Linked DNA regions of Homo sapiens: region 2 is linked to region 1. A link is an interaction called in ENCODE POLR2A ChIA-PET data of the cell type or tissue named here. Cell type or tissue: Caco-2. All regions are shown on one strand. Each heading gives the region's core, and the rest is flanking DNA. Links, peaks and the distances in the headings are about the cores only.

The links. Peaks named below come from ENCODE experiments on the same cell type or tissue, not always from the same donor. Only the 100,000 strongest peaks of a DNase experiment are listed, where the experiment ranks them.
Region 2: POLR2A ChIA-PET joins it to region 1 with 6 read pairs; 5 of 35 experiments call an interaction of 5 or more read pairs at or near these places.

Annotation. Positions count from the first base shown.
Region 1 is chr22:29,368,783-29,372,782 of GRCh38, reverse strand. All of the region lies in intron 1 of AP1B1 (adaptor related protein complex 1 subunit beta 1), which reads left to right. Among named protein-coding and RNA genes, the nearest start is that of AP1B1, 18 kb to the left of the region's middle. In Caco-2, for the core only: a CTCF peak has its summit at 2,120; a DNase peak (open chromatin) is centred at 2,172.
Region 2 is chr22:29,561,281-29,577,170 of GRCh38, reverse strand. NIPSNAP1 (nipsnap homolog 1) reads left to right here. Exons shown (of 10, transcript NM_003634.4): 2 at 6,639-6,766; 3 at 6,964-7,009; 4 at 7,884-7,978; 5 at 15,309-15,379; 6 at 15,525-15,665. Among named protein-coding and RNA genes, the nearest start is that of NIPSNAP1, 12 kb to the left of the region's middle. RefSeq lists a silencer at 5,937-6,231 and an enhancer at 7,697-7,991. In Caco-2, for the core only: no CTCF peak of the experiment used is centred there; a DNase peak (open chromatin) is centred at 2,040; H3K4me3 peaks cover 235 bases.

The DNA of each region.
Region 1 (4,000 bases), core at 1-4,000:
AAACACAGAAAGATAGTCTATATTTCTTGTTCCTAAAATTATATTTAGATATATGAAGACAAAATTTGAAAAATATTGAGAACTTTTTTTCCTTTAAGCCTAACCCTAACTTCAGCAGCTAAAAACCAAAGTCTTTAGATGGAAATGTTTTTTCTTCTTCCCTTTTTTTTCCTTAGGACCTAGGACCTCTTTTTCCCTCTCTTAGATCATGTTACATCTTTGTCCCTGGACACTGTTTCCAAAAGTCTCACCAAGGGCTTCTTTATACATCTAGAAAACATAAGAGAGAAAGCTACTATATTTTAGGCTTTATTGCTCAGTTCCTTTTCTTTTCTTTTTTCTTTTTTTTTTTTTTTTTGAGACCCAGTTTCGTTCTTGTTGCGCAGGCTGGAGTGCAATGCTGCGATCTCACCTCACTGCAACCTCTGCCTCCCGGGTTCAAGTGATTCCCCTACCTCAGCCTCCCGAGTAGCTGGGACTACAGGCACCCGCCAGCATGCCCGGCTAATTTTTTGTATTTTTAGTAGAGATGGGGTTTCACCATGTTGGCTAGGCTGGTCTCGAACTCCTGACCTCAGGTGATCTGCCCACCTGGACCTCCCAAACTGCTCGGATTACAGGCGTGAGCCACCATGCCCAGCCTCAGTTCCCTTTCTTTAATTCTAAAAAATGAAGTTAACCAGAACTGTTTCTGGGATGTGACATCAAAGTCATAATCTTTCAAATGTGGGTGTGAGAAATATTAAGATTAAGAGAGGACAGCCACACTGGCTCCTCAAGGGTGAAACCAGTTGTTCCAGGTATGCCCCTCTTTTAATTTTGACCATGCCATCCCCTTGAGGCATTTCTTGGCCTGTAAATGCTGAAATTGAGGGGGGGATCCCAGCCCAGAATGCTGTCTCCTTAGCAAAGTGACTCATTATACTGGCCAGAGCAGTTTCTGAATCAAAAATTCCCCGTAATTAACCACTTTAAAAAATTTGCCCTGACACTTCCAAAGATGGAATCCAAACCCTAAGCTTTTTCTTGCCTAAATTTGCTGGCTTTTTTTTTTTGAGACGGAGTCTCACTCTGTCGCCCAAGCTAGAGTGCAGTGGCGCGATCTCTGCTCACTGCAAGCTCCGCCTCTGGGTTCATGCTTCTCCTGCCTCAGCCTCCTGAGTAACTGGAACTACAGGCACGTGCCACCACACCCGGCTAATTTTTTTTATTTTTCATAGAGATGGGGTTTCACCATGTTAGCCAGGATGGTCTCGATCTCCTGACCTCGTGATCTGCCCACCTCAGCCTCCCAAAGTGCTGGGATTACAGGCATAAGCCACCGCGCCCAGCCGCTGCCTGCTTTCAAATATGATTCGTGTACCCGATCAGATTCATCAGAGAACAAGGTCTCAGCCCCTTTGGCCTCTATGGGGTAGGGATACAGTGCATGATAACAGCCAAGCAGGTGCCAGGAAAAACACCAGTCTTTCTCATGGCATCTATGAGTCTGAGCCCCGTTAGGACTGAACTGTAGGGTTTTTTCCATTCCTGCGGAGAGAATGAGAAATCTCTTGCACTGATATCCATCCAAGAGGCAACTGCAAGACCAGGTACCAGCATTAGGTGCTCACAATGGAGAAAGGACACGAGGAGATAGCTGCCCTCAGTACATCACTAAGCTGTAGGTAGGGAATCATTCATGGTGAAGTGAGGTGTTTTGTTTTGTTTTGTTATCTGTGTTTTGGGGTGGCTTTCTAAAGCGTTTCACTTTTCTCCGCATCTCCTCCCTTCTCTACTTTAATTTCCTGCATATGAAACAACTTCAGAGGGATACATTTCTGCATCATCAGTCCCATTGGGCCCTCTGCAGAGGGATATGTGAAACAGATACTGCGGAAAAAAGCTGCAGCCAGCACCAGTGCACTGAGTGGCAGTTAAGTTTGTGAGTAGTTGCTTAGCACCTGTAAAAGGAAGACTGTCACGGAAAGCTCAGCGCTGTTGGGGTATCTGCAGCTGTGCTTTGACCAGCTACCCTGCAGCTGTGCTTTGACCAGCTACCCTGCAGCTCTGTCACTTTTTTTTTAAATCCCCAGAAAGAAAGGCTTTCTCACCCGTTTCTCCTCTTGGTCAGTTGCATACAGCACCCATCTGTCACCAGCAGGTTGCGTCCTGGGAATTTAGGGCCCTCTGATGTTGTATTGGGCCTGCAGGGGAGGGGACAGGCTCTGACGGCTTTTTCTTCTGGAGAGGCAAGAAATTCCGAGCAGCTCTCACATTAGTTATCTAAGGTATTTTGTTTGTTTTATTCACTTTTCTTTCTTTCTTTCTTTCTTTTTTTTTTTTTTTTTGAGACTGAGTCTCACTCTGTCGCTCGGGCTGGAGTGCAGTGGCACGATCTCAGCTCACTGCAGTCTCCACCTCCTGAGTTCAAGCAATTCTCTTGCCTCAGCCTCCCGAGTAGCTGGGACTACAGGCACATGCCACCACGCCCAGCTAATTTTTTGTATTTTAGTAGCGACGGGGTTTCACTATGTTGCCCAGGCTGGTCTCAAACTCCTGAGCTCAGGCAATCTGCCCACCTCAGCCTCCCAAAGTGCTAGGATTACAGGCATGAGCCACCACGCCCGGCCACTTTTGTTTCTTTTTAGATTTAATGTTGGAGTGGTTTCTGTGTTACTTTCTGTGTTTCTTTGTGGCCTGTGAGTTTTAGCCCCTTTTGTCTTCAGTTATCCCTCTTACACTCAACCTTGAGAAATGATATTATCCTATTATTTTGGATACTTTTGGCAGTTACACTCTCAAGTCTGTGACTTCTGGAACCATGCAGATCTTTATTGTAAGACAGAAATCCCATTATCTGATTTACCTGCCCATTTTCAGAGGTCCCCAAAGAACCCCTAGGTTGGTGAGGTTTCTTTGAGAAAATGGCTTTATGTGTGTGCAAAAAAAAAAAAAAAAAAAAATCGTTTTTAATGTCGGTAAATTCCTGTTGGAAACAAATGCTAACTAGTTACGTAACAGGGCTGCCAGAGAGCAGGCTGAGGCTCCCTGGGATTTTCAGTGGCCCCTTTTCATTTCTTTCAACAACTATCAATTGAATACTTGCTATGTGCCGGGCCTGGGCCAGGCATGAAAGAGGAGGGCGAACGGGAGCTGTGAGCCTGGCGCATGCGGGGCCTTCCTTTGTGGATCTGTCTACAGCCATGACTCATGCTGGGAGGACCAGCAAGTTTAGAGTCCCCACTGTGGGACTTGCAACATCAGACGCAGTGGGCTCTTCTGCTCTTTCCTGCAGCTCCCATAGAAAAGTGCCATCCTTCCTTTTCAACTTTGCAAAGCAAAAGGGAAGTAGAATTGTGCCTTTTTTTGTACTGTTTTGTCAGTGAAGCCTTTATTCCTTTATTCCTTCAGGATCCACAAAGGATTTAAGGTGACCCCAAGACAGTACGTATTTGTTTCCCAGTGATTACTGAAACAAAATCTATGGGTGTCTCTCGGTTGGGAGGCTTGCTCAGTGCCATCCTGCCATAAATACAAGCTTAATTTGGAAAAATCCAATTGGGCTGGAGAGGAGGTGCTGTGTTGGCTTGGTTTCCAGAGGCTGTGAAATGACTCCTGATCCCTCACATCCGTTGCACTAGTAACTTTCATCTTGCCCCCGTATAGTAATGACTTGAAAGGAGATATTGGTGGGTTATTTGTTTGAGTCCCTTCCATAGACGCAACAAAAGAGATAAAGTGAAGTGGGTTTTCTCCATTCAAATGTCTGTTTTTTGGAGTTGTGTGGTTTTCTATACCACATAAAACTACAGGTAGGATTGGAAGGCTGTACTTGAAAGTCTCAATGTGTTTTTTTTTTGCGGGGGTGGGGCGGGGAGACAGAGTCTTGCTCTGTCACCACACTGGAGTGCTGTGGCACAGTCTCAGCTCACTGCAACTTCTGCCTCCTGGGTTCAAGTGCTTCTTGTGCCACTCAGCCTCCCAAGTAGATGGGACTACAGGTGTGCACCACTGCGTC
Region 2 (15,890 bases), core at 72-4,071, 200 kb before region 1:
GATGCAGTGAGCCATGATTGTGTCACTGCACTCCAGCCTGGGTGACAGAGTGAGACCCTGTCTCGAAAAAAGAAAAAAAAAATAGAAGAAAAAAGAAAGATGAAGCTGAGCTAGGATCAAAACCTGGATTTGTCCAGAGCTTGTGCTCATAAGCACTAGTTCTGCTGTTGGTGTTAAGGATGGAAAGGACCCCTGATCCCTGAGTGAAGTCACTCTGGGTCAAGGTCTACCTTTTTTTTTTTTTTTGAGACGGAGTCTCATTCTGTCAGCCAGGCTGGAGTGCAGTGGCGCGATTTCGGCTCACTGCAACCTCTGCCCTCTGAGTTCAAGCGATTCTCCTGCCTCAGCCTCCCAAGTAGCTGGGATTACAGGCGCCTGCCACCGCACCCAGCTAATTTTTTGTATTTTTAGTACAGACGGGGTTTCACCATCTTGGCCAGGCTGGTCTTGAACTCCTGACCTTGTGATCCACCCGCCTCGGCTTCCCAAAGTGCTGGGATTACAGGCGTGAGCCACCACGCCCAGCCTAAGGTCTACCATTTCTTTTGTTTCATACTTTTCAGCTTTCATCATTTTCATGCAAGAATGTCTTAGCTCCTCTTTCATTCATTTCTCAAACTTGGACTGCATTCTCACCATGTGCCCAGCACTGCTCCAAGCATAGGGGATACAGCAGGGATACAACAGAACAGACAAGGATTCTGCCCCGCTAGGGCTGCCTCCAGTTTAGAGACTGACAATAAACAAAGCACATAATAAGCCAAAAAGTATAGTGTTTTTTTTTGTTTTTAATTTTTAGTAGAGATGAGGTCTTGCTATGTTTCCCAGGCTGGTCTCAAACTCCTGGGTTCGGCCGGGCATGGTGGATCATGCCTGTAATCCCATCACTTTGGGAGGCCAAGTCAGGCAGATCACTTGAGGTCAGGAGTTCGAGACCAGCCTGACCAACATGGTGAAACCCCGTCTCTACTAAAACATACAAAAATTAGCCGGGTGTGGTAGCACGCACCTGTAGTCCCAGCTACTCGGGAGGCTGAGGCAAGAGAATCGCTTGAACCCAGGAGGTGGAGGTTGCAGTGAGCTGAGATTACGCCACTGCACTCCAGCCTGGGCAACAGAGTGAAACTCCATCTCAAAAAAATACAAAAAAAAAAAAAGGCCAAGTGTGGTAGCTCATGTCTGTAATCCCAGCACTTTGGGAGGCTGAGGCAGGAGGATCACCTGAGGTCAAGAGTTCGAGACCAGCCTGGCTAACATGGTGAAAACCCATCTCTACTAAAAATAAAAAATTAGCTGGATGTGGTGGCACATGCCTGTAGTCCCAGCTACTTGAGAGGCTGAGGCTGGAGAATTGCTTGAACCTGGGAGGCGGAGGTTGCAGTGAGCCCAGATCACGCCACTGCACTACAGCCTGGACGACAGACTGAGACTCCATCTCAAACAAAACAAAAAAAAAAAAACAACTCCTGGGTTCAAGCAATCCTTCCCTCTTGCGTCAGCCTCCCAAAGTGCTGGGATTATAGGCATGAGCCACTGGGCTAATCCTAGTATAGCGTTTTAGAACGTGCTCTGGAACAAGATAGAGAGCAGGAAGAGAGGGCTTGGGGAGGTCAAGGGTAGGAGAACATTGTAATTTCACTGAGAAAGTGACATTTGTACTCTTGCAGATGTACCCTTGGGGATGCTGGCTTGGAGTTCAAACCCTCCTCTGAGATCTTTGACAAGCTCCTTCTTGGATTTTACCTGTAGAAAACAGCTTTAGGGATGGGCTCCACCACCCTGCTCATTTGACAGATGGGGAAACTGAGGCCCACAGGCAGGAAGGATTAGAGTAGTGGGAAGAGACGGGAGCCCATCAGAGCTCCTGAAGTTTCCAGTGTTCCAGCCCCTAATCTCTTTCTTCAGGGCTGGCTATTTGACTGATATTTATCTTGGTCAGTGCTGATGTTAATAAATTACTCTGTCTAGTCCTTTCTAGAGCAAAGGTCTTGGTTGATAAATAGTAGGAGCTGCTCTCCTCACTGCCCATCTCCCTCCAGGGGAAGCAGCCCCTCTACATTAAAACCAAAGGTCAGGTCCCTCAGTGCCCAACCTGAGGTGGGGATTGGCTTTCAAGGAAAGAGCGCTGGGTTCTTAACTCTGCCCTCTGATTTTCTGTGCGGCCTTGGGCAAGTCCCTTAAACTCTCTGGGCTTCTTTCCATTTTATCCTCGCGAGAATGGGAATACTAATAGTACCAATACTATAAGATCATTGCATAGAATCAGTGAGATCCTGCAACTGAAAAGTACATCACAGATCCCTGGCTTAGAGCCTCCCTTATTCTGGTCCAAAAACTTCACAGACCGCACTACCCATCTAATGATAATTGTCTTTTTTTTTTTTTTTTTTTGAGACAGAGTTTCGCTCTTGTAGCCCAGTCTGGAGTGCAATGGCACGATCTCAGCTCACTGCAACCTCCGCCTCCCGGGTTCAAGTGATTCTCCTGCCTCAGCCTCCCGAGTAGCTGGGATTACAGGATTGCACCACCATGCCCAGCTAATTTTTGTATTTTTAGTAGAGACTGAGTTTCACCATGTTGGCCAGGCTAGCCTCAAACTCCTGACCTCAGGCAATCCGCCCGCCTCGGCCTCCCAAAGTGCTGGGATTACAGGCATGAGCCACCGCACCAGGCTGATAATTGTCTTTTTGCTAATGAAGCAGATGCATGTACAATGATCGAGAGAGTTCATGAATTCAGAAATGCTTAACACACTTTAAAATCTTTATAAAAAATTACAATGAATAAAGAAAAATTTAGCCATCTCCTATTCCTCTTTCCCAGGTAAGCAGTATTAACAGTTTGGGACAAGTAATTTATTTTCTTTTCTTTTTCTTTCTTTTTTTTTTTTTTTTTTTTTTTTTTTTTTTGTGAAGATGGAGTCTCACTCTGTCATCCAGGCTGGCGTGCAGTGGCGTGATCTTGGCTCACTGCAGCCTCCGCCTCCTGGATTCAAGCAGTTCTGCCTCAGTCTCTCGAGTAGCTGGGACTACAGGCACACATCACCACTCCTGGCTAATATTTTGTATCTTTTTTTAAGTGGAAATGGGGTTTTGCCATGTTGCCCAGGCTAGTCGTGAACTCCTGAGCTCCAGCAATCTGCCCGCCTCAGCCTCCCAAAATGCTAGGATTACAGGCATGAGCCACCATGCCCAGCCTCTTTTTTTGTTTTGTTTTGTTTTGTTTTGTTTTTTGAGACAGGGTCTGCTCTGTTGCCCAGGCTGGAGTGCAGTGGCCCGATCTCAGCTTGCTGCAACCTACGCCTCCTGGGTTCAAGCGATCTTCCCACCTCAGCCTCCTGAGTAGCTGGGACTACAGGCGCACTTGACACTCGACCACACCTGGCTAATTTTTTTTTTTTTTGAGACAGAGTTTCACTCTTGTTGCCCAGGCTGGAGTGCAATGGCCTGATCTCGGCTTACTACAACCTCCACCTCCTGGGTTCAAGCAATTCTCCTGCCCCAGCCTCCTGAGTAGCTGGGATTACAGGCATGCACCACCACGCCTGGCTAATTTTGTATTTTTAGTAGAGATGGGGTTTCTCCATGTTGGTCAGGCTGGTCTCAAACTCCCGACCTCAGGTAATCCACCCGCCTTGGCCTCCTAAAGTGTTGGGATTACAGGCGTGAGCCACCGTACCCAGCAATTTTTTTATTTATTGCAGAGACAGGGCTTCAGACTCCTGAGCTCAAGTGATCCGCCTGCCTCGGCCTCCCAGAGTGCTGGAATTATAGGCGTGAGCCACCATGCCCGGCCCATTTCTCATTTTTATGCTTATACAAACATATCACCACTTTGGCCCAGCGCAGTGGCTCATGCTTGTAATCCTAGCACTTTGAGAGGCCGAGGCAGGTGGATCATGAGGTCGAGAGATCGAGACCATCCTGGCCAACATAGTAAAACCCCGTCTCTACTAAAAATACAAAAATTAGCTGGGCGTGGTGGCACACGTCTGTAGTCCCAGCTACTTGGGAGGCTGAGGCAGGAGAATCACTTGAACCCGGGAGGTGGAGGTTGCAGTGAGTGGAGATCATACCACTTTACTCCAGCCTGGCGACAGAGCAAGACTCCATCTCAAATACAAACAAATGAACAAAACAAAACAAACATATCACCACTTTAAGATTATTTTTAAAAAGAAATTTTTTTTTTTTTTGAGACATGGTCTCTGTCACCCAGGCTGGAGTGCAGTGGCCTGATCATAGTTCATTGTAGCCTTGATTTCCTGGGCTTCATGCGATCCTCCTAAGTCTCTCAAGTGGCTGAGACTACAGGCATGTGTCACCACACCCGGCTAATTATTGTATTTTATTTTATTTTATTTTATTTTTTTGAGATAGAGTCTCACTCTGTTGCCCAAGCTGGAGTACAGTGGCAAGATCTTGGCTCACTGCAGCCTCAACCTCCCAGGCTCAAGTGATCCTACCACCTCAGCCTCCCAAGTAGTGGGACTACAGGCACATACCGTCATGCCCAGCTAATTTTATTTTTTGTAGAGACACGGTCTCACAAGTTTCCCCAGGCTTGTCTCATGGCCTCAAGCAATCCTCCTGCCTCAGCCTCCCAAAGTGCTGGGATTACAGGCATAAGCCAGTCATATTTATTATTTTTTTTGTAGAGATGGAGTCTCATTTTGTTGCCCAGGCTGATCTTGAACTCCTGGGCTCAAGTGATCCTCTGACCTCAGCCTCCCAAAGTACTGGGATTACAGGCATTTAGCCATCGTGCCCAGCTGATTTTATCCGTCCCAATGGCTGCTCCATATTTTGGAAAAAATTGATTGATTTTTTATTTGCAAGACATTTGTCCTTTTTTTTTTTTTTTTTTTTGAGATGGATTCTCGCTCTGTTGCCCAGGCGGGAGTGTGATGGTGCGATCTTGGCTCACTGCAACCTCTGCCTCTCAGGTTCAAGCAATTCTCCTGCCTCATGCTCCTGAGTAGCTGGGATTACAGGTGCACACCACCACGCCTGGCTGATTTTTGTATTTTTAGTAGAGACAGGGTTTCGCCATGCTGGGCAGGCTGGTCTCGAACTCCTGACCTCAGGTGATCTGCCTGCCTTGGCCTCCCAAAGTGCTGGGATTGCAGGCGTGAGCCATCACACCCAGCCTAAGACATTTGTCTAACCACATAAAAGTCTTAAAAAGGGATAGGGCAGCCGAGTATTTGTATTGTAAAAATACGAAAATTACCTGGATGTGGTGGTACGCGCCTGTAATCTCAGCTACTCAGGAGGCTGAGGCAGGAAAATTGCTTGAACCCGGGAGGCCGAGGTTGCAGTGAGCCGAGATCGCACCACTGCACTCCAGCCTGAGCAACAAGAGCAAGACTCTGTCTCAAAAAAAAAGAAAAGAAAAAAAGAAAAGAAAGGATAGGGCTTCCTGTGACCTCACTTGGAAAAAACAAAAGAGAAAAAAGAAAAAAGGGATAAGGCTTGCTGCCACTCAGGGATCCCTCTTGCCAGGCTCCCTGGCTAGGAATTGTCTCCATTGGGAGACTTCCTTTTCAGGCCTGGCTGCAAGCTGCACCAAGGCTGTGGAGCGGGAAGATTGGTAGTCTCAAAATAAGCACCCCTGCCTCCTGCTGGGACCTTGGGTATGTGTTTAGGATGGGAGTGCAGTTCTGGTCCAGTAGGAGCTGGCAGCAGACCCTCCACTGCCCTTAACCACAGTGCTCATGGGCAAAGCACATAATCATATTCATTGATCATTCATTCATTCATTCTCAGTATCCTATGGAGATGGGCAGAGCAGGTGTTGGCTGGATGAGTGAATGCATCTTGCTTTGCAGTGCCTTTTACTCCCTCTATCTGCCAAACCAGTCCTGGGGACTGACCAGCTCATCTCCTCCTCTGTAGAGAGTCTGCCCAGGTTGCCAGAAGCAGAGTTAAGGCTAGTTCACCTGGGCTCTTCCAGAGACCCCTCCTATAATTGTGTCCCAAGGCCCATTTCTCCTAGTGGACTATGAGCTCCTCAAGGACAAAGCTTATTTGTATTTGGCTTTCCATGTGTGGGGTCAGGGTGGGGACATGGGCCAAGTGCACTGTGAGAGTGCTGGGGAGGACGGTGAGAGCAGTCTTCTCGTTAGAGGGGACAGAACTTGTACAGAAAGCACAGAGTAGCAGATCCTGGTGTGTTCAGGGAAGAGCACACCTGGAGAGTGAGGTGTACAGGTGAGGGGGCAGGAGGGGAGGCTGACAAGTTAGGTTGGGTTGTCAAGGGCTTTGGGCATGATGCAAGGTGGATTTGGGGTTGATCCTCTTGGCGAGAGGCTGGAGTTATATGACCCAAGTAGAGGACCTCTTGGAAGGGGGATGAAGTGGAGGCAGGGAGGCTAGAGAGAGAAGTGGGAGGTGGGGCTGCCTCTCCTGGCGTCCTGAGGCTCTGCAAAGCTTCAAGAAGCCAACTGGGCAGCTGGAATATCTGTAGAAAGGAGCTGGCTCCAATAGCATTTCACAGTCTGGAGCTGCCACAGGACTCCGTGGCCCTGTTCCCAGAAATGTGGGTCACTGGTCTAGGGGAGCAGGACATCCAAGTGGATGGAATTGCTGGGGCTCCCCCAACCTCCGCGCGTCCCCCTCAACTCCTCTGTCCTGCAGTTTCTATTCCAAGGACAATGAAGGCAGCTGGTTCCGCTCCCTCTTTGTTCACAAAGTGGATCCCCGGAAGGATGCCCACTCCACCCTGCTGTCCAAGAAGGAAACCAGCAACCTCTATAAGATCCAGTGTGAGTGGCTGCTGAGCTGACCAATTTCTGCCCTTTCAGGGGCTCTGGGGGCCTGTGAGGCTCCAGGAAGGAGATGGGAGGGTCTGGAATGTCCTCAGCTGTCCTGGGACCCCTGGCCTTGATGGGCTCCCCTCACCCCAAGTTCTTCCCTGTGTACACACCCTACCTCACTTCTTGTTCTCTGTCCTCTGTTGCAGTTCACAATGTAAAGCCTGAATACCTGGATGCCTACAACAGCCTCACGTGAGCACCCTGCATCCATACATCCCATCCCCTGCTTGGGTGGGGAACACACTTTCAGCAAATTTGCGGAACATCCTCCACCCTGTTCTTTTCTGTAGAAATCCAGGAGATGTAGATTTCTTTTATTTCTGCCTTTTTCTTTCTTTCTTTCTTTCTCTCTTTCTTTTTTTTTGAGATGGAGTTTTGCTCTCGTTGCCCAGGCTGGAGTGCAATGGCGCGATCTCGGCTCACTGCAACCTCTGCCTCCCAGGTACAAGCGATTCTCCTGTTCCAGCCTCCCAAGTAGCTCGGATTACAGGCATGCGCCGCTAAGCATGGCTAATTTTTTTGTATTTAGTAGAGACAGGGTTTCACCATGTTAGTCCGGCTGGTCGCAAACTCCTGACCTCAGGTGATCCACCTGCCTCGGCCTCCGAGTGCTGGGATTACAGGCATGTGCCACTGCGTTTGGCCCCATTTTCTTTCTTTCTTTTTTTTTTTTTTAAGAGATGGTCTCCAGGAGGCGGAGGTTCCAGTGAGCCGAGATTGCGCCATTGCACTCCAGCCTGGGCAACAAGAGCAAAACTCTGTCTCACACACAAAAAAGAGAGATGGGATCTCACTTTGCTTCCCAGGCTGGTCTCAAACTACTGGGCTCAAGCAATCCTCCTGCCTCAGCCTCCCAGTGTTGGGATTACAGGTGTGAGCCACTGTGCCCAGCCAGGATGTAAATTTCAGTGTCGGAAGTCCTGAGGGCCTCTTGCCTAGCTTCTGCATTTTAGAGATGGAGAGTCTGAGGCCCAGCCCCAGGGTCTGTTTGAACTGAGTTTGAACCCTTATCTCAGAGGCCCTGGTGGCTATGTGAACCCTGCCCCTCTCTGCACCTCCCCCACAGGGAGGCTGTGCTGCCCAAGCTTCACCTGGATGAGGACTACCCATGCTCACTCGTGGGCAACTGGAACACGTGGTATGGGGAGCAGGACCAGGCAGGTAAGGCGCTCACCTCCCTAGTGCCATTGCCACTGCCCAGCCCTGGCCTCCAGCACCTTTCACACCTGGCTGTTCTCCACTCCCTCTCCACAACAGCACCTGGTGGGGCTCTTACTAAAACCTCATCACCTCACTCCCCTGCTCAAATACCTGTCCTGGCTCCCCTGTGCCCTCAAGGTGACCCGTGAAGCCTGTGACTCCTTCCCGGCCCTGCCCCCAGCCTCATGGCACCAAATCCTCCATGCCTCGCTGTGCTGTCCCACCCAGGACTCAGTTCCTCAGATTGACAGTTTCACTCTTTAGTTCCAGACTACTGCTCATTCTCTTTCTTCTGCCTTAAGCATTATTTCTTGTTTGCCTGCTTTACCTGGATCACTGTCTTTTATTCTTTTTTTTTCCGAGACTGAGTTTCACTCTTGTTGCCCCAGGCTGGAGTGCAGTAGTGCAATCTCGGCTCACTGCAACCTCCGCCTCCCCAGTTTAAGCAATTCTCTTGTCTCAGCCTCCTGAGTAGCTGGGATTACAGGCATGTGCCACCACGCCCAGCTAATTTTGTATTTTTAGTAGAGACGGGATTTCACCATGTTGGTCAGGCTGGTCTTGAACTCCTGATCTCAGGTGATCCACCTGCCTCAGCCTCCCAAAGTGCTGGGATTACAGGTGTGAGCCACCGCACCCGGCCTTTTTTTTTTTTTTCTTTTTTCTTTTTTGAGACAGGGTCTCGCTCTGTCACCCAGGCTGGCAGATAGTGGCACAGTCTTGGCTGACTGCAACCTCCACCTCCTGAGTTGAAGATATTCTCCTGCCTCAGCTTCCCGAGTAGCTGGGATTACTGGCCTGTGCCACCAGGCCTGGCTAATTTTGTATCTTTAGTAGAGATGGGGTTTCACATGTTGGTCAGGCTGGTCTCGAACTTCTGACCTCAGGTGATCCACCTGCCTCGGCCTCCCAAAGTGCTGGGATTACAGGAGTGAGCCACCACTCCCGGCCTTTTTTTTTTTTTTTTTTTTTTTTGAGACAGGGTCTTGCTCTGTCACACAGGCTGGAGTGCAGTGGCATAATCTTGGCTCACTCGAGCCTCAATTTCCCAGGCTCAAGCAGTACTCCCACCTCAGCTTCCTGAGTAGCTGGGACTATAGGTGCGCTCCACCATGCTCGGCTAATTTTTGTGTTTTTTGGTAGAGACGGGGTTTCTCCATGTTGCCCAGGCTGGTCTTGAATTCCTGAACTCAAATGATCCTACCTCCTCGGCCTCCCAAAGTGCTAGGATTGTAGACATGAGCCACCGTGCCTGGCCTTTCAGTTTTATTCATTTTTAAATTTTCATTTATTTATTTATTTTTGAAACCAGGTCTTGTTACCCAGTGGGGAGTGCAGTGGTGTGATCACAGCTCACACAGCCTTAACCTCCTGAGCTTAAGCAATCCTCCTACCTCAGCCTCCTGAGTAGCTGGGACCACAGGTGCATGCCACAATGCCCAACTAATTTATTTTAAATTTTTTGTAGAGACGGGATCTCCCTATGTTACCCAGGGTGGTCTCAAACTCCCGGGCTCAAGCGATCCTTCCACTTTGGCCTCCCAAAGTGCTGGGAGTACAGGCATGAGCCACAGTGCCTGGACTATTCACTTTTCTATTTTGGCATAGATGTCACCTCCTCCTGGAAGGCTGCCGAGATTTCCTCCACGCGGGCTGGGTCAGGCACCTTCCTTAGCTCTCCAGGCCTCAGTAATTACCTCCTCACGCCCTGATCATGTACCCCTATAGCTGCCTGTTTAGTTGTCTGTCTCCATATATGGGTGAATCCCCAATATGCAGCACATATTTGTGGAATAAATAGGAGTTCTTCTTGTCTGAGCTGGTGTCTTACAGTCCCAGGGGCACCCCTAGCATGCCCCATCCCAGCCTAATAGACACATCAAAGTTGGCACCAGCTATAAGAACCCACACATGAATTTGGCTGACTCACAGCATCTCAGCCACTCAAAGGGACCTCAAATTCAGACCCACACTGTCCAAAATGATAGCCACTAACCACATGTAGTTATTTATTTATTTATTTTTTTGAGATGGAGCCTCGCTCTGTACTGTCACCCAGGCTGGGGTACAGTGGTGCAATCTTGGCTCACTGCAACCTCTGCCTCCTGGGTTCAAGTGATTCTCCTGCCTCAGCCTCCTGAGTAGCTGAGGTTACAGGCGTGTGCCACCACACTTGGCTAATTTTTGTATTTTTAGTAGAAACAGGGTTTCACCATGTTGGTCAGGCTGGTCTTGAACTCCTGACCTCATGATCCTCCCGCCTGAGCCTCCCAAAGTGTTGGGATTACAGGCATCAGCCACTGCGCCTGGCCTATTTATTTATTTTTTTGAGACAGCGTCTCACTCTGGTTTCCCAGGCTGGACTGCAGTGGTGCAATCACAGCTCACTGCACCCTTGACCTCCCGGGCTCAGATGATTCTCTCACCTCAGCCTCCCAAGTAGCTGGAACTACAGGTGTGCACCACCACAGCCAGCTAATTTTTTATATTTTTAGTAGAGACAGGGTTTCGCTATGTTGCCCAGGCTGGTCTTGAACTCCTGGACTCAAGCAATCCGTCAGCCTTGGCCTCCTGGACTACTGAGATTACAGGTGTGAGCCACTGCGCCCTGGCCTCACATGTAGCTATTGAAATTTATATTAGTTAAAATTACATAAAATTTAAAGTTCAAGCTGTGTGCCAAGGTGCTCACCTGTAGTCCTAGCTACTTGGGAGGCTGAGTTGGGAGGACTGCTTGAGCCCAGGAGTTCGAGGCCGTGATTGAATACCATCACACCTATGAATAGCCACTGCACTCCAGCCTGGGCAACACAGTGAGGACCCTGTCTCTAAAAAAGAAAAAATTCAGGACTGAATATGGTGGCTTATGCTTATAATCCCAGCAGATTAGGAGGCTGAGGTGGGAGGAACACTTGAGGCCAGGAGTTTGAAACCAGCCTGGGCAACATAGTGAGACTTTGCTTCTATAAAGAAAATACATATTAAAAAAAAAAGAAGAAAAGATTTTAAAAAGAAAAAATTCAGTTTCTTAGTCATACTAGCTACATTTCAAATGCTCACTCATATACACACAGGCTCATGCAGAAAGTACTTTTGGACAGTACTGGTTTAGAGTGTCTGCATAGCACAGCCATAACAGATGGTCCTCTAAACTTCCCTTGAACACTCCTAGCCATGAAGAGTTCACTTGTAAGCCAATCTATTTCATCCTTTGACAGCCCTGATAATCGTGTCTTTGAAAATAATCTGTGACCTGCAGATAGATAGGTGTATCTCCTTAATCAATTATTTGGTTTCCGTAACAGACATTAACATATTATTTATGTTTTATTTTTATTATTTCCATTTAGAAACAGGGTCTCACTATATTGCCCAGGCTGGAGTTGAATTTCTGGGCTCGGGCAATCCTCCTGAGTAGCTGGGACTACAGGCGTGTGCCATCATACCTGGCTAGACACTGATATGTGGCTAAGGGAATAAGAGAAAAGCAAATTGCCTTCAGTTTCAGCCACTACAGCTTTCCCATTTTAAGCTTGACTTGATCAGCTCCAGCAGTATTCCTTGAATTCTCTTAAGCATTTGCTAGTTGTGAAATGAACTCTGAGGGATGGGATCCTGACTTTTTCTTTTTTTTCTTTTTCGAGACCGAGTCTCACTCTGTTGCCCAGGCTGGAGTGCAGTGGCGTGATCTCAGCTCACTGCAACCTCTGCCTCCCGGATTCAAGCAAGTTCTCTTGCCTCAGGCTCCCGAGTAGCTGGGACTACAAGTATGAACCACCATGCCTGGCTAATTTTTGTATTTTTAGTAGAGATGGAGTTTCACCATCTTGGCCAGGCTGGTCTCGAACTCCTGACCACAGTTGATCCACCTGCCTCGGCCTCCCAAAGTGCTGGGATTAAAGGCGTGAGCCACTGCCCCTGGCCTTTTTCTTCTTTTTATTTTTCTGTTTGGGACAGGGTCTCGCTCTGTCACCCAGTTTGGAGTGCAGTGGCATGATCATAGTTCACTGTAACCTTGAACTCCTAGGCTCAGGCGATCCTCTCACCTCAACTTCTCGAGTAGCTGGGACCACAGACATGCACCACCATGCCTGGGCTAGTTGTTTTGTTTTGTTTGTTTGTTTGTTTTGTAGAGATGAGGTCTTGCTATGTTGCCCAGGCTGATCTCAGACTCCTGAGCTCAAGTGCTCCTCTCCTGCCTCAGCCTCCCAGAGTGTTGGGATTACAGGCCTGAGCCACTGCGCCTGGCTGATCCTGACTTTTTAAAGCATACCCTACATTTTTTGTACCTTGAAGTTCAGTCCCTCACATAGTCAGCTGAATCATGTTGAGCTGTACGCTGGGAGTAGGGTTCAAGAATCTACATTTTAATAAACTTGTAAGAACCATTGATCCATCTCCTATGGAGAGCACCACAGTTGTTAGACAATTCCTTCTTCTTGGCTGGGCGCGGTGGCTCATGCCTGTATCCCAGCACTTTGGGAGGCTGAGGCAGGTGCATCACCTGAGGTCAGGAGTTCAAGACCAGCCTGGCTAACAAGGTGAAACCCTGTCTCTACTAAAAATACAAAAATTAGCTGGGCGTGGTGGCATGCGCCTGTAATCCCAGCTACTTGGGAGGCATAGGCAGGACAGTCTCTTAAATCCAGGAGGTGGATGTTGCAGTGAGCTGAGATCACGCCACCGCACTCCAGCCTGGGTGACAGAAAAATAAAGAAAATTCCTTCCTCTTGCCAATGATGCTGTCCTTGTAACTTTTCTCCGTTAATCCGTTTTCCACAGGTCATTCCTGGTTTTGGTAGATTTCTATCCATACAGTACTTTTGCCATTTCCTTTGGGAAAAAGACCTTTAAACCATAGGGTCAGGCCATTTTGCAGATGGGAAAATCAAGGCACAGATGGAGTCAAAAAACAGGTGAAGGTCAGGCTGGGGATGGGGATGGGAAGTTACAGAGTCTGAGTTTCTAGACTGCTGGCAGCCAGCTGCCCTTAGCTCTAGCTTGCCTGTGTGATCCCCTGGGGACCTTCCTCCGCTGATGGGCCCAGCCATGCTCCCAGGATGGCAAAACTGTTCCTTTCTTCTCCTCCACAATTAATTAGGTTTCTTTGTTACTAGGAATTAGATTAGTTTCCTGGGGTGGCCAGCATACCGCAAACTGGGTGGCTTAAAATAACAGAGGTTTATCCTGTCACAGTTCTGGAGGCTGGAAGTCACAAATCAAGGTGTTGACAGGGCTGTCCTTCCTCCTAAGGCCTTAGGGGAGAACCCTTCCTTGCCTCTTCCAGTTTCTGGGGATTGCTGGAAACTCTTAGTGTTCCTTGGCTTGTAGACTTGTCATTCTAATCTCTGCCTCCCTCGTCACATGCTGTTCTCTCTGTGTGTCTCTGTCTTCACATAGTGTTCTCCTGTGTCCAGATCTCCCACTTCTGATAAGGACACTAGTCACTGGACTCAGGGCTCACCTAGTATAATCTCATCTTAGGTCGATTATACCCACAGAGACCTATTTCCAAATAAGGTCACATTCTGAGGTTCTGGGTGGGCATAAATTTTGAGGGGACATTGTTCAACTCAGTGCAGATAATATGATTTTTATTTATTTTTATTTTTATTTATTTATTTTTTGAGACGGAGTCTTGCTCTTTTGCCCAGGCTGGAGTGCAGTGGTGCGATCTCAGCTCACCACAACCTTTGCATCCCAGGTTGAAGCGATTCTCTTGCCTCAGCCTCCTGAGTAGCTAGGATTACAGATGTGCATCACCACGCCCAGCTAATTTTTGTTTTAGTAGAGATGGGGTTTCGCCAAGTTGGTGAGGCTGGTCTCAAATTTCCGACTTCAGATGATCCACCTGCCTCAGCCTCCCAAAGTTGATTATTTATTTACTTGAGACGGAGTCTCACCCTGCCACCCAGGCTGGAGTACACTGGCACAATCTTGACTCACTGCAACCTCTACCTCCTGGGTTCAAGCGATTCTCCTGCCTCAGCCTCCCGAGTAACTGGGATTATAGGCATGTGCCACCACACCCAACTAATTTTTTTTTTTTTTTTTTAAGATGGAGTCTCGCTCTGTTGTCCAGGCTGGAGTGCAGTGGCATGATCTCGGCTCACTGCAAGCTCTGCCTCCTGGGTTCATGCCATTCTCCTGCTTCAGCCTCCCGAGTAGCTGGGACTATAGGTGCCCGCCACCACGCCTGGCTAATTTTTTGTATTTTTAGTAGAGACGGGGTTTCACTGTGTTAGCCAGGATGGTCTCGATCTCCTGACCTCGTGATCCACCTTCCTCAGCCTCCCAAAGTGCTGGGATTACAGGCGTGAGCCACCGTGCCCGGCCCAGGATTTTTATAAATTCTAACAGTACAAAGAGTTTTCCATGCAAAGTAAGCTTCCCTCCTGCCCGAGGCCCCACAGGCCTCCATTCTGTGTCCCAGGGGCATCTACTGTCAATCTCTTTTTTTTTGAGACGGAGTTTCGCTCTTGTTGCCCAGGTTGGAGTGCGATGGCACAATCTTGGCTCACCGCCACCTCTGCCTCCCAGGTTCAAGTGATTCTCCTGCCTCAGCCTCCCAAGTAGCTGGGATTACAGGCATGCGCCACCACACCTGGCTAATTTTGTATTTTTAGTAGAGATGGGGTTTTTCCATGTTGGTCAGGCTGGTCTCCACCCACCTCAGCCCCGCAAAATGCTGGGATTACAGGTGTGAGCCACTGCGCCTGGTCTACTGTCAATCTCTTAAGTCGCCATTAAGAGGTGATGCATAAATTAGCATCTCTGGATGTCCTTGCCACCTCAACACATGAGGTAGCATACCACACATCCTCTTCTGTTCCTTGGTTCCTTTTTTCAATTCACTGTCTTGGAATGTTCCATATCAGCCCATCAGTTCTCCCCTGTTCTTTTGTTCAGCTGCCCCTCTAAGGCCTGGTGGTCTTCCTTATGCATGCCACTGCTTCCAGGGTACAGGACACATCTGATCTTCTTGTTGCTATTTAAGGAAGGTGGGGTGGGAACATTATTCCCATTTTCAAGATGAGAACATTGAGGCCTAGAGCAGTCCAAGGCTGCTGGGCAGAGCTGGAGCTCAAATCCAGGTCTCCTAGACTTGTGTCTAGGGTCATCCCCTCCCCAGCATGGTCTTCCACCAAGGCAGAGGGAACTCAGGGAGTCTTGCTGCTACAGGGAACCAGGCCACCCCGCCTCCCCCGTCCCCACCACTTAGCCAACCTTGAGGAGGTCATCTGCTGGGGGTCCCAGCAGCTCACTGACCTATACCTCTCACCCCCAACAGTGCACCTGTGGCGATTCTCAGGTGGCTACCCAGCCCTCATGGACTGCATGAACAAGCTCAAAAACAATAAGGTATGTTAGTGTCCACTCAGCACACCTCTCTGGATGTGGGATGCAGCCCAGCCCTGTTCTGGGGACTACTCTGCTACCCCATGAGGCACACTGTCAGGATGGAGCGCACTTCCTGGTAGCCATGCCTTTACCACCATGCCCACAGGAGTACCTGGAGTTCCGAAGGGAGCGGAGCCAGATGCTGCTGTCCAGGAGAAACCAGCTGCTCCTCGAGTTCAGCTTCTGGAATGAGCCACAGCCCAGAATGGGTCCCAACATCTATGAGCTGAGGACATACAAGCTCAAGGTGCCTCCCTCCGACAGACCCCCTCCTGCCCCCCAATTTCCCTGCTGCAATGCTGCTTTGCAGCTGCCCCAACACCTAGACTGGGGCTTCTGGCTTCTCCCTCCCTATGGGCTCAGAGCAGAGTTGTATACACATGTGTGCAAACATGCACACCAGGTGTGTGTCAGGGCCTGCGAATGAGGCCAAATGGCCGCTGCAGCTTGGGAGGTGGGGAGACAGGGCAGT